2 separate regions of the Mus musculus genome follow, and region 1 is linked to region 2. Evidence: chromatin loops called from intact Hi-C (ENCODE). Cell type or tissue: left cerebral cortex. All regions are shown on one strand.

Region 1 (8,000 bases), 56 kb after region 2:
AATATCACAATGTAAAAATAGCTTTAAAGGCCATATTAAGCACTTCCTTACTCTAAGGAGGAGAAATCCAGACACAGTTGCACCCGAATCAAAGGATCAGCAATATGCAGTAGCTCAGTGCGTGGCATGTTGGAATCACAATCTTCTGTGTTCCAAAAGGGCTGGGGGAACGCCAGCTCTGAAACCCACAGTATATGCAGCTTATCTTGTAGACTCTAACCAGCTCTGTTTCACAGCAGGCACTATGACCCCTGATCATCCAACAGTCCTAGGATCTTAAAACTCCTGGGCTCTGCACTGCAATTGAGGCTGTGCCTCCCCCAGTAGCACCTCCTGGGCATGTTTCAGGAACTCTAACTTTGTTCTTTGGTGGGAAGCCTAGCTTCCCTCCATGGTCCTTTCAATTCTTCAGGATTCATGGAATGAAACCTACTAACCCCTGGAAGACTCATATATTAGTGAATTCAGCTGCCAGCTTGAGGTACAGCCATGAGTACCCTGGGCCTTGCTCTGCGCTTACCAAGGAAACACTCCCAGAAAGATTTTACTTTGAAGATGCTGGTTTCTTGTTAGTCACAGCACAGCTTTTAGTCCCAGACAACCAGCATCTACTATCTAAGTAATAGGTACTTTTTATTGTTAATTACACCTGATTCTTCAGCCCAAGCTGACCAGAAATGACAAAGTCTTAATTCAAAGTATCACATGAATAGCCCCGATAGTCTTTGAGGGAGTCTCATACCTCTCTACCAGCCTTCACAGTTCAGGCTTTCATGTTTGGCCGTTATCTCTGCATACCTATCTTCCATGCTTCCGCCAAACAGCGCATTAAACTGTAAGCACTCAATGGTTTACAAACCAAAACACTTCCACATTCCTCCCAAAACAACATGATTCTGTCTGTCACAAAATTTGCACATTCTCTGATAAAGATTTCTGTTCTATTTGCCACCACCGTGATAAAACACTGGCCAAAAACAATTTATGGGAGGCAATGGTTTATTTCATCTTGCAGCTTACAGTCCATTGTGAAGGATTATCAGAACCAGAATTCATATCAGGAAGTGAAGTAGAACTAGTGAGGAAAGCTGGTTTCTGACTTGCTTCCCATGCCACGCTCAGCTTGTTTTTTTTATGAAACCCAGGATCAACTCTGGAGGGACTGTGCCACCCAAAGTCAGCTTTGCCCTCCCCTATCCATCATTAATCAAGAAAGTGTCCCACCTACTTGCCTTCAGGCCAGTGTGATGAGGGCATTTTCTCAGTTGAGTATTCCTCATCCCAGATGACAAGAAAACTAATCAGCACAAATGCAAAACAAATTATCCTGGTTAACTGAAACGTCTGCCAACTGTAAAAGTTAATGTTATTAGGACTGTAAACTTGCCATAAGAAAATGCCTACCACTGGAAAACAGTGTCTTCTTTGTAGAGATTGTTTTGTGATTATATAGTTGTTTTAGGTGACTAGTTATTTTTCCTTCAATAAGAACATATATCCTTGACATCTATAAATAGTCTATTATTTAACGAGTTAATTGTGGTGCCAGTGGACTAAGAGAAGTAACATTTTATTAATTTCTCATTAATATAAGCTTTGTACACTTGAAATAAAACTCCCATTTATCCTCCAATTTTAAGGTTGAATATTATTTATGTTCCCTGTTGCCAGATAAAAATATAAAAATGAGAACAATGTAAGGAGAAAGGTTTTATTTTGGTTCACAGTTTGAGAGCATTGTCTATCATGGTGAGAAAGTCGTGGTGGCCCAGAGGCTGCTGATCACATTATACCTACACTCAGGATGCACAGGACAATGAATACTCAGTCTCCCTCCTTTTCATTTGGTCCAGCATCTAGTCCAGGGAATGGTCACAGTGAGAGTATTTTTACACCTCAATTAACCTATTATAAATAGTCCCTCAAAGCATGCCTAGAGTCTAAAATGACCTATATAATCCCTCAGTCATTTCTCATGGTCTTTCTAACACCTTAAGCCCTATTTACCCACTGAGAGTAAACTTCCAGGTTGGGGTAGAAATTTTCAAATTAGCAGTAGTAATTACATCCATTTTCAAAAGTGTCTGAAACTCAAAACTTATTTTGAAAGACAGTACAATATATTTTGCAAAGATGTTCAATGAAATGGCATAAGGTTGAAATTTCCCTTCTCTGAGGAGATGAGGGGATATTATGGGAGGGGCTTTTAAGATGAGACTGGGAGTAGAGGAGGGTGGGGGGGGGCTGTGATCAGGATCTAAAGTGAACAAATAAATAAATTAATGAAAAAATGGTTCATGCTTCAAACTGGGAAGAGACTGACTATTTTCAATCTCAGTCCCAAGTTAGTCTTTATTTGGATCAAAGGCAAACATAACATTTGGATTATGCAATCAAGTTTTGAATCTATACTTGACTAAATTGGTGTCTTAGAGATTATTATCAAGGAAATTCTTAGAATACTCTCTGTGTTATTCCTTAATCCTTTCTGTGATCGCTAAATTGACATACAAAGTATTTCAAAGTGCCTACTAACAGTTGTAACAAAAACAAGGTTTTAAGGTAGAACTTGTATACTTGTATTTATTTTTTATTTTTTTAAAATTCTACTTATATCTAGCTTCTTATAGGCTAATTATTTTTAGCTCCCTATTAGATTTTCTCTTTTACTTTTTACTTGCATAATGAATTGTAACAATTAATTTTAGAACATTTATCATAAAAACTTGCCTTAGTAATATACTATTTTTTTCTGCCTAATAAATATTCAGTTATTGAAAAAAATGTTTGAAAACAACATTTGTTTGTTCTCCTCACCTACATTTTTCTATATGTCTTCAATTATTGTTTTCTAAATGGAAAATGGCTGATTACTTTCTACATCCTAAATTGCAACTTGTTCTTATTCCTTGTAGGTTTTATTGGGATTTAATCATGCTTATAATGATGGTTGGAAATTTGGTCATCATACCAGTTGGAATCACGTTCTTCACAGAGCAGACGACAACACCGTGGATTATTTTCAACGTGGCATCCGATACTGTTTTCCTGTTGGACTTAATCATGAATTTTAGGACTGGGACTGTCAATGAAGACAGCTCGGAAATCATCCTGGACCCTAAAGTGATCAAGATGAATTATTTAAAAAGCTGGTTTGTGGTGGACTTCATCTCATCGATCCCGGTGGATTATATCTTTCTCATTGTAGAGAAAGGGATGGACTCAGAAGTTTACAAGACAGCCAGAGCACTTCGTATCGTGAGGTTTACAAAAATTCTCAGTCTCTTGCGGTTATTACGCCTTTCAAGGTTAATCAGATACATACACCAGTGGGAAGAGGTAAGCTGCATGTTTTTCTGTCTTGACGTCACTCTATCATGGGATCTTCCATGACGACTATTTGAGTGTGTATGTTCTATGTTTCATGAACTGCATGAAATTTAAGAACAAATAATTTGCAGAGTTCTCCATTCTGATATTTAAGTGATTTTTTTATATCTCTGAATCATTTGAGCCAACTGAGAATAATTATCAAACATTCTATTGACTATATTTTATGCAAATACACTTTAACTGACATATTGTTATTCTAGTCACTGTGACTTTTCTTATGCCTTAGAAGATTCTGTTTAAGAAAAATATGTCATATATATCTTTGATAAAGATCTATAGGGTATTATTGGTAATCTACTATATTATCATGTATAAAAGATGCTAAAATATGTTTCTAACAATATTGGGATTTCAGTGACTTTACGTTTGAGGAAAATATATTGTCCTCTTGGTTATCTCTAAATTCTATAAATTTAGGTTTGAATTCAGCATACTAAATTTGTTCATTGTTTTGTCTCCCTACAGTTTTATTAGATTTTTCTCCCAATTAGTTCATTTCATAATAGTGAAAACACAGAATATGTAGGAAGGAAATAACTAACTAGGAAACACAAAGGAATCATTCCAATGATTCTAGCCAGTCAGACCTCGTTGCTGCTGAATAGGGCATCTGCTGTTCTTAGACAGTGGGTGGAATGGTGAAAGAGCCCTGCCAACTCAAGTTTCCAAAGGCCGGAGTTAAATATACCACCATCAAGCAAATGAGTACCTCTTTCCACAGCTAGTATATTTACTTTTTCTTTTCTTTTTTTTTTCTTTCTTTTTTTTGGCTTTTTTTCCTTCATAAGCACAGCCCTTTGTATTAATTATAAACTGGATTTGATTGTCTGCATAAGAATGAAAGTCAAAAGACCTCCAGAGTACTCAATGGAGCACTAATGAAAGCACTCCACTGATTCTAGATTATTGGTTTACTCCTACAGAAATGCTGGTTTATATTTTGTAGAATCCGTAAAATGGAAGTTTTGTTTGCTTTCTGGGCAGCTGTAGGAATGTTTTTGTGGAGGCTTGTCAACGACATTTTGGTTCACAGGATTTTAGGAAATGACACACAGTAATAAAACCCTGCACACAACACTGATGAAAGCCACAACATGGATCATTCTTAAAATATGAAACTGGAATATATTAAAAAATGAAGTCTACAGGAGAAACTGGATGCACTTGTAACCTTTCTGCATAGCGCGCGCACATAGAAATGAAAATCAATATTCACTTCTCGAAGCCCTTTCACGAATCTCAAAATACCAGTCCAAGATGATTTTTGATAATACCCCCAATTTCTATTGGGGGCCTTGACTTAACTGATGAGCAGTTTTTGATCTGTTGTGCAAATGAACTCCCTGAATCTTCTCTAAAAGCTGAGGAGATAGAGTCTATTGCTGTTATCAGATGACGACGGTGAAACACGTTATGGTTCCTTACCAGGTGTAAGCGGCTGGCAAGAGGTGGAGCTGGCAGGGGGTGGTGGTGATGGTGGTTGTGGTGGTGGTGGTGGTGGTGGTATTCCTGTCTTGGCAATCTGACTCCAGAGCCATGTTGTTAACCTGTAAAACTGTGCAGTTCTCACTGTGGCTTGTGCTTCTGTACACACTAAGCTCACCATTTGACAGCTTGTCTAAGGAGCTAAATGGTGATTTTCTTCCCGGAGCAAGTGCTCATCGTGACATCTTTGAACCAAACATTAACTCTTAAAGCAAGGCCACAATACCATTTTGACGAACAGTCAGTGAGAGAAAAGTCATGGATAGAGCTGCCCGGTCAATTAAAAATACAAGAGACAGTGTGACTATTTTTAATGGCTTTCGGCTTTAGCCCAGTTATCCCAGAGAATGGCAGCCGGATGAGCAGATGGCGTCCGATCAGATAAAGTGACAGAGCATGTGGTCAGAGAGGACACTCTTTAACACCGATATTTTCTGTTCCCGGCATGGTCACCAGTACCTAGATCTGCTCAGCACGACAGGATTTTTAAAGGTGCCCGTGATATCATTCAGAAACATCAGCTGTCTGACATCATCATTGTGAAATGCAATTTAATATGCACTTAGAGAGATTTGCTAACCACACACATTCAGGGCAGCGTTGTGAGTTGGCAAGATCTTTCTTATAAATAAATGACCTTGGTAATAAATGAATCAGAAGCTCATTTAGCTGAAGAATGTTTTCTTGGTTATATGATACACCCATATAATAATATATATCATGAATGTTTAATGACTGCTAGCAATATTCTTGCTGAAGACTAAGAAATGAAATCACACTAGATAATTTAATATAAATTCATTTATTCCACCTACAAATTTAAAACATAATCTCTCTGTCTCCCTGTCTGTCTCTGTCTCTGTCTCTGTCTCTGTCTCTCTCTTATACACACACACACACACACACACACACACACACACACACCCCAAAACCAAAACCAAAAGACAAACAAACAAAAGAACCCTTGAATGGCTCCCAAATTGGCACATCTCCACTTGACTCTTATAAATGCCATCAGGATGCATTTACAAGTAGAAATACAAGTTAATCATTAGAAGTAGCTGTATGAGCTGTTGGATTAAGACTGCAGAGGAAGATAAGAGTTCACCCACATGTCTTTGAGCTCGAGCGTTTTAGTACCAGGCTGGCTCATGCTAAATTCAGCATACTTGGGGAAGTCGCGTGTGAAGTCTGGAAGCTGCCACTGTTCTAAATGAATCATTCGCAATGAAAGCAGCTGCCTGCTATAGGGAACAGCGTTCAGCTTTAGAGATGCAGTTTTTCCACCCACAGCCTGGATTAGTTCAACTAAAATACAAGATGTTCCGAAACTAGATAAATTAGAGAAATCTTATGAATGAGATGCAGGAAGTTTAAAATTTACTCCCTATGGTCCAACAGTGCTACAGGTAAATGTGTAAAAGGAAATGTTTGGTGGGGATCATCAATTTATGAAATGTCCTGGGATTAATGTATAAAGGGTGAAGTTACACTCTTAAGTCAATTTGTAAGTTCAATGATTTATGGTGTAAACACCAAGCTCATTGAAACTAGGTTAAAGTTTTGTTATATGTTGTCTGGTGATATGAAAATCTGAAGAAATTTAGGTAAATTAGCCTAGAAAATTTTCCCTTAGTATAATCTTTCCATTGGGTATAAAATTTCAATAATTAGCATAACATAAATGGGTTCTTTTATTTTTGTTTTGAAAACTCATTCTTTTAATTAAGTGACATCACTTTTCTCATTTCAAGTATGCCAGACCTCCAGGTCTGATCTATGTTTTATAATCTAATACAGGGAAAACAATTCTATATGACCCTCCAAAAAGACACATATGGTGAGGAAATCCTTGAAAATTAAATGGAGCATTATTAACAATTTGTGACGATCACAAACCTCTAAAGAGATAAAGACCAGATTAAAAGCTTAGCAAACTGGGGATTATTCACTGTATAAAAGTAAAGGGTTCTCAAAACCTCAAGTGACCTGTCTGTTGACCTCAGTCTTTTTGTCAAAGGGAGATGGCCCTTGAACCTTTTTACAGTCTTATACAATATTAGTTGAAAGTATAAACATCACCTTGATTATGGTTACTATGTAGTGGGACTGCAATCCCAGAGCTACTTGGGATATTAAGACAGGAGGAAACCATGAGTTACAGGCCAGCCTTAGCAGTGTAGTAAAACCCCAACATAGAAATAACTGAATGACAAATAACATTTGATGAAAAATACTTTCTCTTATAGACTGTAGGCTTAAGTGTCCCAACTAAGCTGGGCATTCCTTCATGAGTGATGTAAAAGATGTAGTTCAATGCATGATTATTTAGTAACCACAACTCTCTGGTATACATCACACTTTATTTATTCCTCATTTCCTATCTCCCCTGCTTCTCTAGTGAGGATTTTGGGCATATTACAATGAAGTAAATGCACTCTGAGGCAGGAAGGGAGGCTTGTAGCTATGAACATTTTAGATAGAGCAGTTGCAGAAGGATAAATTTAGCATGTTATGATGTTTTTCTACTAGTCAATACTAGATTGTGGTGTTGGATCACATAGAGAGATTTATCTACCAATTATGGACAGAAGCACAGAATGGTTAACAAGACAGTCTTAAAGGGAGCTAAGGCAAAATTTGATTTCGAATTTTGTTTAATTTTAGCATGTTATTTGGTACCGATTAAAACCTAACTCTTGCTATAAATTATCTGCCTATTAAAAATTTTCAATATATTTTAAGCACTTCTGTTTTTAGAAAACACATAAAACTTCAAGTCTTGTCATAAGCAAATGAAATGTTGGCCTAGAATTTCCTCAGCCTAGAACATAGAGAGACTTGCTGTTACCCGTCATGTCTAATCTGCTTTCACTCTTGTGCCTTCAAGGCTCTTCAGCACACTGACTCAAGTCACCATTGTCGCTTATTGTATTGCTAACATTTGCTTAATTTTAGTTTTACTATACTTGAAAGGAATGGTTTTTCCCACTGCTATAATTTTTCAGGTGGAACACTTCAAATTGAAAAACCACTCCCCATCTGCCCTTTAAAAATCAATTCAAAGTTATAGAATGTATTTTACCTGTATGTGCTCAGTTATAACAGTCAATACTAGATTA
Region 2 (8,000 bases):
AACATGTTTTAGAGAGTGTGTTAACAGTTACTATCAAAAGTAAATATACATATTACTGTGATTTAGTAATGCTCTTTACTTTCAATATTTTTTAAATCTAGATTATATATTAATATGTACACAGTGGCATTGAAAATAATACAGATTGTAAAGTTGTTTATAAAAGCACGAATGGCCAAAAAACTTTAAATATTTATTAGTATAGAAAATATTAAATATATATAGTCTTTTGTGCATATAAAATTCTTTTAACTTTATATAAGATATAACGTAGAAATGGCACTATTCCTTACACATGTAAGAATTTTTCTTTGCATGAGATCCATGTTTATATAAATTAATATTCGAAGGTGTAATTGTTTTTATGAAATATTTTAACATTTCCTATTATTTTTATTTTAAATTATGGTTTGCTGAGTTTCAACAGGAGGTTGATGATAGCAATCAATATTTTCTCTTCTTACCTACTTTAGCTTCACTGTTTACTTCATATACTATATAACATTACTTTAAGGTACAGCATGATACTACATTTCACTTTGTTTCTTCCTCAATTTTTTACTTAATCATTCTTCGAGCACTCCTGGCCTCTCCATCTCTCTCTGGTTTTTAGAGACAGGGTTTCTTTGTGTAGCCCTGCCTGTCCTGGAACTTGCTATGTGGACTAGCCTGGCCTGTAACACCCAGTGACCCATGTGCGTCTCTCTCTTGAGTGTTGGGATTAAAGCAATGCACCACCATACTCTATATACTCCTGTCTTCCTATTTGCACAGCAAACATTTTACCCCTTGATTCATGTCTCTATATCTGTAACACATGATTATTTCGTAAGAACCTTTTAAAATTATCCTTAAAAATATTTTGGCAGGTTTGACTTCCGGGGGATAGGAGTGGGAGGAATCACAGTCCAATTTGACAAATTTGGAAAGAATCATCACACTTATAATATTAAGGATTTGAGCTATGTTTTCATTTATTTAATTACAGTTTATGGCTTGCTTTTGGGTAAAGTTTAGCTTTTTGTTTTTAAAAATATTGTGTATCTCATGTTGTTCTTGTTTATTAGTGAATGTTTTCACATGTATTTTTGGTTATGAAAGGAATGATTATTCTTAGTGATGCTTAGGAGAAGCACTGAAATTCTTTTTATCATGTACAATGTATATGAACTTTCAGATATATGCTATTTGCTATGGCTATCTACTTGATTCTTTTGAGTTTTCAGGGAGACAAGAGAATCAACTTATCCTAGCCTATGTGACAGACATGCTGAGATGGGTGTCTTGTTCTTCCATCCTCCAGTGCCTCGCATTAAGGGTGATGTTGGCAGATGCTTTCCAGCCAGACAATCCAATTTGTCTAAGGCACAGCTTCTTTGCCACCGCTTTCTCCAGCAAAGTTCTGACATGTCTTCAGATGTGCCTGTGTGTTTCAGCATTTGTCTGCATCCTGCTAACAAGCCCATAGACCTCCAAGTTCCTCTCAGAATTTTCTAAGAAGTCATCAGATTTCAACTCACCCATCTATCTTTTTGTTTCATTTCACATGTGCTTGAGTCGGCTGCATGGAGATTTTATTTTAGATTCATATTAATCTTCTGCTGCTGTCTGCAATTTGATCTTAAGCAGAGTATTAAAGGAGACAGGGGAGGTTTTTAAAAGCCTTACAATACTAATACACACAGAACACCAGTCATTACAACCAATGGCAGACTCTCCTGAAATAAACTCATCATTGATAATCTCCGATAGGTCCTCAGATATCAAGTTCTTTCGAAGTATAAGAAGACACTTCACAGATAATGTACGGCAGAGTCAGCATAATTCTAATCCCCCCCTCCAAGGCGACTTTAAGAACCACAGTTAGCTTAATGGATTTCAGCTCAAGAGTGTTTGCGACAGAAACCTGTCAAGAGATTCCTATGGTTTCAGAACTTTATGTCTCACTTTGTTTCTTGTGCTCTCATTATTCTCATTCTTTCACTGTGTTTATTCTACCCCAGTCTTTCAAGTTTTATGTCTCCCCAAGGAAGCTTTTCGCAAGGGGCCTACATTCTAAACAGCTGTAGATCAGCACCACTTGTGTGAAACCAACAGACTGACTTTGTATATTGGTGTTAAGTTCGTATAGACTGATGTAACACACACATCATCAGTTTAAAATGTATGTTTTAATAATTATAATGTATAAAATACACTGTTGAAGTTGTACTCGGAGCAGCAAATGGCTTCTGCTCCTTTTGAGCTGTGCTTCAAGTTCCATTATAAGATTTTGTTTTCATCAGCAGTTCTGTCATACTGAGCACAGACAGTGACACTCAGGGAAAGTTTACTGAAGTAACTGCCTGTTCATGATCACGAACAAGTTGAAATAGAACAAAGACAAGGGTTTGTTAAATGAATGAATGAATGAATGAATGAATGAATAACTTATCAAGACAGCATTACATCCTAGGTGGTCCTTTTTTACATTATTATAAAACTTAAAATTTATGTTAAAATATACATTTTCACACTGAAAATAGAGGTAATCAGGAGGCATACAGAATGGGAAAAAGTAGAGAAATGTTTTCAGTTTAATGATTAAAAAGTGGGACTGAATACTGTACCATTTGAGGGCGTTTGGTTTTGTTCATCCTTGTTATCTCTGCCTCTGCCATCGAATATCATCCTCTGACCTGTGGTTTCCAAGGTCACTATGCTGCTAGATCAGAATGCTATACCACTATTTCCCTATCACTGATCATAACATTTTGACCATATAAATTTATTTTGTGAGAGTGTGTTTGGATTGGCTGAAAGCAGATACTGTGTGACCTACTGTTCTCTATTCCTTCCTTGGCTTCTCTGAAAACTCATGAACTTTCTTGTTCTTGCTTCTCTTGTTTCTTGGCTTCATCACAGATTTCAGGTTTTCCCCGAGTACAAAACAGAACAAAACCCAAAGTGATTGGCCTCACCTGTTTTTTTTTTTCATCTTGTGCCACAGGTTGGCACTCTGACAAAGAATCTCTTCCCGAAGTGTCTCTTCTCTCCCATGCGACCTTAGCAAACAGTAAATCAGAGGATCTATCTATGTCTTGGCTGGGTGAGCTTGGCTTTGAAGAGGCTGTGGGCATGGAGGTAATGCTTGCTGGTATCTTGAACAGATGTTCTGGGCTGCTTATAGTCTCGAAACTCTTCAGACTTCCAAGATGCCCTGCTGAGTGAATGGTAACTTTGGCAGCACATTTTGCTTCCATTAGCTAATCCAGTGGGTTGGGGAGACACCAAGGGAACAAGAGAAATCTGAGATCGCTGTCCTCAGCATCAGTCGCACGTGGTCAACTTCACCAGAGAATACTTCATGGCATCCTGACTGGATTCCAAGTTATCTCGACCTCTGAGCCTGGTGTTGCTGAACACAGTGCGGCATATTTATCTCTCTGTGTGGTTATTGATTGTATAACTTATCTTAAAAGGAAGGTCATCTTAGGCCACTTATCTCTTACACATTTTTTTCTTTTCTTTCCAGCAGGACTGGCCAATAAATTTGCTCACATGTGTGTTGATGTTAGTGGCCTTCCTAGGAAGGAACCCCATTCCCGTTTAAGGAGCTGTGTGAGAATAAACAGGATAAGTAGAAGGAGGTCAGTTGTCTGTCCCTAGGTACAGATCCTTAATCTGAAAAGCTCCAGGCAGCTGATTATCCAGGGCTACAAAGATCTATTTGCTAGTTGTGTGCCCCTCCCCGCCCCCATCTTTCATTTTTCCCTCTTGTCTTCTTGCTTCTCTCTTCTGTCCCTCTCTCCCTCTTTTCCACGACATGCCTTTTTCAGCGTGTCTCCTTGATTTTATCTTCACCTAGCTTTACAAGTGGATTGATAGTGTGCAGAATTAACCTGACCCCCTTTCTCTATTTGTAACATCATTCCAACAGGCGTTCAGTGTCTCTGGTGTTTTAGGTGGAGTTTTGTTCTGAATTAACGCAATTTGCTAGTTCAGCTCTCTCTCAGTCTCTGTCTGTCTGTCTGTCTGTCTGTCTGTCTTTCCCTTCTCCCCCCCTGCCTCCCTCCTTCCATCTCTCCTTCCCTCTGTCGTTTCCCTCCTCCCCTTTTCCTCCCCCTCCTTCCCTTTTCTGCCCTCCCACTTTTGCAAACCCACATCCAGAGAGCCTCCCTCCAAACGTACAAATACGCGTCCGGGGCGGGCTCAGGAGTTCAATGTCACGCTGGGCAGAAGTGGCACAGGCGAGCGGCGGGGCGCGCGCGGGTAGAGGCGGTCTGCGGCCAGCAGGGGGCAGCCGAGGGGCGGCGCTGGCGCGCGGGTGCCGAGCGGAGGAGCCTCGCCCCGCGCCCGCAGCCTCAGCCTCAGCCTCAGTACCAGGCGCGGCGGAGCCCGGAGCGCGGCAGAGCCGGCAGCGCAGCCACTGAGGGCAGCGGCGGCGGCGGGAGCCAGGCGCGCAGCGGAGCAGCGGGCGGGCGGGAAGCAGTAGCCGCCGCCGCCGCTGCCGCCGCGACGGGCAGCCGGCTCCGGCCCCTGCTCCTTGGCTTCGAGCCCCCGGCGAGTCTGGAGCCCGCGCCGTCGCCGGTCGCGTCCTCCGGGCATGGAAGGCGGCGGCAAACCCAACTCCGCGTCCAACAGCCGCGACGATGGCAACAGCGTCTTCCCCTCCAAGGCGCCCGCGACGGGGCCGGTGGCGGCCGACAAGCGCCTGGGGACCCCGCCGGGGGGCGGCGCGGCCGGGAAGGAACATGGCAACTCCGTGTGCTTCAAGGTGGACGGCGGCGGAGGAGAGGAGCCGGCGGGCAGCTTCGAGGATGCCGAGGGGCCCCGGCGGCAGTATGGTTTCATGCAGAGGCAGTTCACCTCCATGCTGCAGCCTGGGGTCAACAAATTCTCCCTCCGCATGTTTGGGAGCCAGAAGGCGGTGGAGAAGGAGCAGGAAAGGGTTAAAACTGCAGGCTTCTGGATTATCCATCCGTACAGTGACTTCAGGTGAGGACTCCCTGGAGCCGCCCCACCCTGCTCCCCCTGACGCGCCTTCCAGCATCCTATCCTGCCTCTGGGAAGGTGCGCCCCGGGGATTCACAGTGGGGGTGCGGGGCAGGCGGGGCGGCGATGCTGGAGGCTTCTACTTAGACTGGCCATACTCCACTCTTCCAACTAGTTTCCACCGACGACAGGTTTAGGGTAGGGAGTTTCTTCTCCCCGGAGCGCCAGGGAGGCTCTTCTCCTTTGCCTGGTGAACTTTGGGGACAGCAGAGGAGGGAAGAAGGCCACCGTGACCCGTGGACGGGAGGTTGTTAAGTTGCACTAGGGAAACTTTTAGTTTGGTAATGTTAGGACGAGACAGGTATCCTTGCTAAGAGCAGTTCCCCAAAGAAATGAAAAAAGATGCTTCTGGGATCCCGGAGATGAGGAAACTGGAGACAGTGACTCACAGGTCCTAGCTGTTCCTGCCACTCTCGCCCCTGGGAGTGTTAATCTGTTGTTCTTATGCTTATAGGCACCCCTGTCACCACTGAATTTCTCCAGATCAGTGGCTGGCAGGCACAGGAAGGGCACTTGCGCTTGGGTAGTCAGTCTCTGACTTGAGATTTTAGCGGAGCGGGCGCTGCCCCACTGGGCAAGAACTTGACTGGAAGCCTTGAGTTCCCGAAACAGAGGCAGGGGGGTCGTTTTCAAAGTCCCCTTCCTGAAATAGAGCGACACCCGCTCTTGACCTTGACTACAAATCCATTTCAGAAATGTCTTTCCAGTTTCCCAGCCTGGGAAGAAGGGCAGCAGAGCTGTCAGCAGGAGAAAATTAATATGAGTTTCCTGATCTTATTTGTGGCTCGAGTATTCATTTGGTTAATAAGCATGTTTAGAGACTGACAAATGAAGGTCGTGAAGCAGATCCTCTTATTACTGCGACACGCTCCTGAACACAGGCAGAGCTTCCTTCTAAAAATCCCAAACTAGTAACTAGAGGTGATATTCACTTGTTTATTTCATTCGTTCCAACTAGGGAAAGCGACAGCAGCAGCAGCAACAACAATAAAATAAACAACAACAACGAAAGGGGTCTATGTGCACACTGAGTGGATGCATAGGCTTCCGGTAAACTGCCAGCAAACATAGCAATAATAAAAAACAACATTACTTCCAGTAGCGTTTAGAAACTAACCGAAATTGCCCTTACCAGCATGCAAGGGAGGGAGCTGTCCACAGTTCTGAATCAACCTAACTGTGGAATATAGCCCAACAAAGCTTGAGTAGAAGACTGTCCATCTTCCCTGAGGTATTTATCGTCTCAAAAATCAGCAGTCTCTATTCCTTGTCACAGAGTGGATAGATTTTAGGAAAGATTTAATTTAAAAATGCTTATTTGGAAAAACACATAGGAAAACCTTACTGAAGTACTTACACTAGCTAATACCATTTATTGTCTGCAACTGAGTCTGATTGAAAGAATGTTCAGGCTAAAACAGCTTCCCAAGTAATACAACGTGTTTCCTCCGTGAAGAAGATACTCGTGGAAGCAAACTCATAGATGATCTTGCTCTGTCTACGGCAAATTAGGGTTGTTACATGCTATAGAATTTCAAAAGTGGGAATCGGAATAGAGTTTGAATATCATCTCTTTTTTGATTCCTGCATGGAAATGTAATGTAAATTATACTTTATATATTTTTAAAAAAAGACAATTTCAAAAAATAGTCGACAATCTTAATAACAAAAAACTAGAATGACATTAAAACTATGACATTCAGTGATAATGTTCACAAAGGTGCTTAAACTTTTTTTTTTTTAACTTGGTATCATCTGTAACTAAATGATTCCAAATGATACTTTTATATGTTCATCCTGGAAAAACGATGAAGCTTTTCAAAATAGTGGTATGTTGCAGATGATTAAACCTTCCTCATTTGTTTTTTTCTAACATATATAGAGACTTTTCATGATCTAGAATTGTATGCCCAATCTGTGGATCAGTGAAACTGAGGGAGCCTACATATTTCCCCAAGACCTAGAGAGACATAGCAAATCTTGCTCATAGGTGGGAAATGAAAACGATGATTCAGTCTCATCCTGCACTTTACAGGGAGGGCCGATGACTAAGAAGTGAGCTTATATACAGACAAGCCCCAGCATGATTTGGGGGACTTGATTTCCCTTGCATAACTGGAAAAAGGAAGCAATAAACTAAATAGCCATTATTACTTAAAATTTAAGATAGAATATATCTGGAAAAGTTGAAACTTAGAATTTCTGTACGTATGTGTTTCCTAAGGAGATTATGGCCACCCTGTACCTACTGTACCTATTTGGGTTCAGAAGACATTGTTTAATTAGCATTTTTTTTCTATACTCACAGTACCCACTTGGAAGCACTTCTAAAACCTATGACATGCCAAGATAATGTAGTTGTTAAAACCACAACTGAAACCTGGCAAAACTCCAGCAACTTTTTTTTTTTCTTCACAAACCTGCAAGCAATGCTCAAGCGACCTTTTTTGATCTGCTCATCACAGCCCTTTCCGGAGGAAGATACTCTAAGGGAAATGTTCTGCTGAAATTACTAGAACATCAGGCTTAGGTTCATTAAATGACCAACAGAGAAGGGATCATGTAAGAGAATACATTTCCATGAAAAGGTTTTGGCTCTGGAGGGTTGAGCAAAGTGGATTCTTTGCTTGTTACTTTCATAAGTATCTGTGAGGCCAGGAGTGTTTATTCTGTTTGTTGTTCACTCTCATGAAGCTGAGTATAGCATGACTTTACCTTTCTCCAGGAAATACCATGGTTTTTGACATTGTGCCTAATATTCTGGTGCCCATTTCAAGATGACTTTCTAAGCCTTTCTCCCAGCCTTTTAAGGCAGTGGTTCTCAACTTGTGGGTAGTGATGCCCATCAGCAATCCTCAGCCTCCAAAAGTATTTTCGTTAAGATTCATAACAGTAGCATAATTAAGTTTGGAAGTGGCGATGAAAATAATCTTACGGCTGGGGGTCACTACAACATGAAGAGCTGT

Evidence for each region. Hi-C counts contacts between places; a loop is a spot of excess contacts. Peaks named below come from ENCODE experiments on the same cell type or tissue, not always from the same donor. Only the 100,000 strongest peaks of a DNase experiment are listed, where the experiment ranks them.
Region 1: a loop joins it to region 2, with 5 times the contacts of the local background. A loop is called at or near these places in 3 of 42 quality-filtered maps.

What each region holds. Positions count from the first base shown.
Region 1 is chr13:117,653,691-117,661,690 of GRCm38, forward strand. It overlaps Hcn1 (hyperpolarization activated cyclic nucleotide gated potassium channel 1), which reads left to right. Exons shown (of 8, transcript NM_010408.3): 2 at 2,916-3,339. Among named protein-coding and RNA genes, the nearest start is that of Hcn1, 55 kb to the left of the region's middle. In left cerebral cortex, no CTCF peak of the experiment used is centred here; DNase peaks (open chromatin) are centred at 4,035, 4,930, 5,252 and 6,071.
Region 2 is chr13:117,598,119-117,606,118 of GRCm38, forward strand. Hcn1 (hyperpolarization activated cyclic nucleotide gated potassium channel 1) reads left to right here and starts at 4,202. Exons shown (of 8, transcript NM_010408.3): 1 at 4,202-4,977. The coding sequence starts at 4,586. In left cerebral cortex, a CTCF peak has its summit at 4,251 (motif pointing right); DNase peaks (open chromatin) are centred at 3,168, 3,660, 4,272, 4,596 and 6 more places; H3K4me3 peaks cover 3,953 bases; H3K27ac peaks cover 3,398 bases.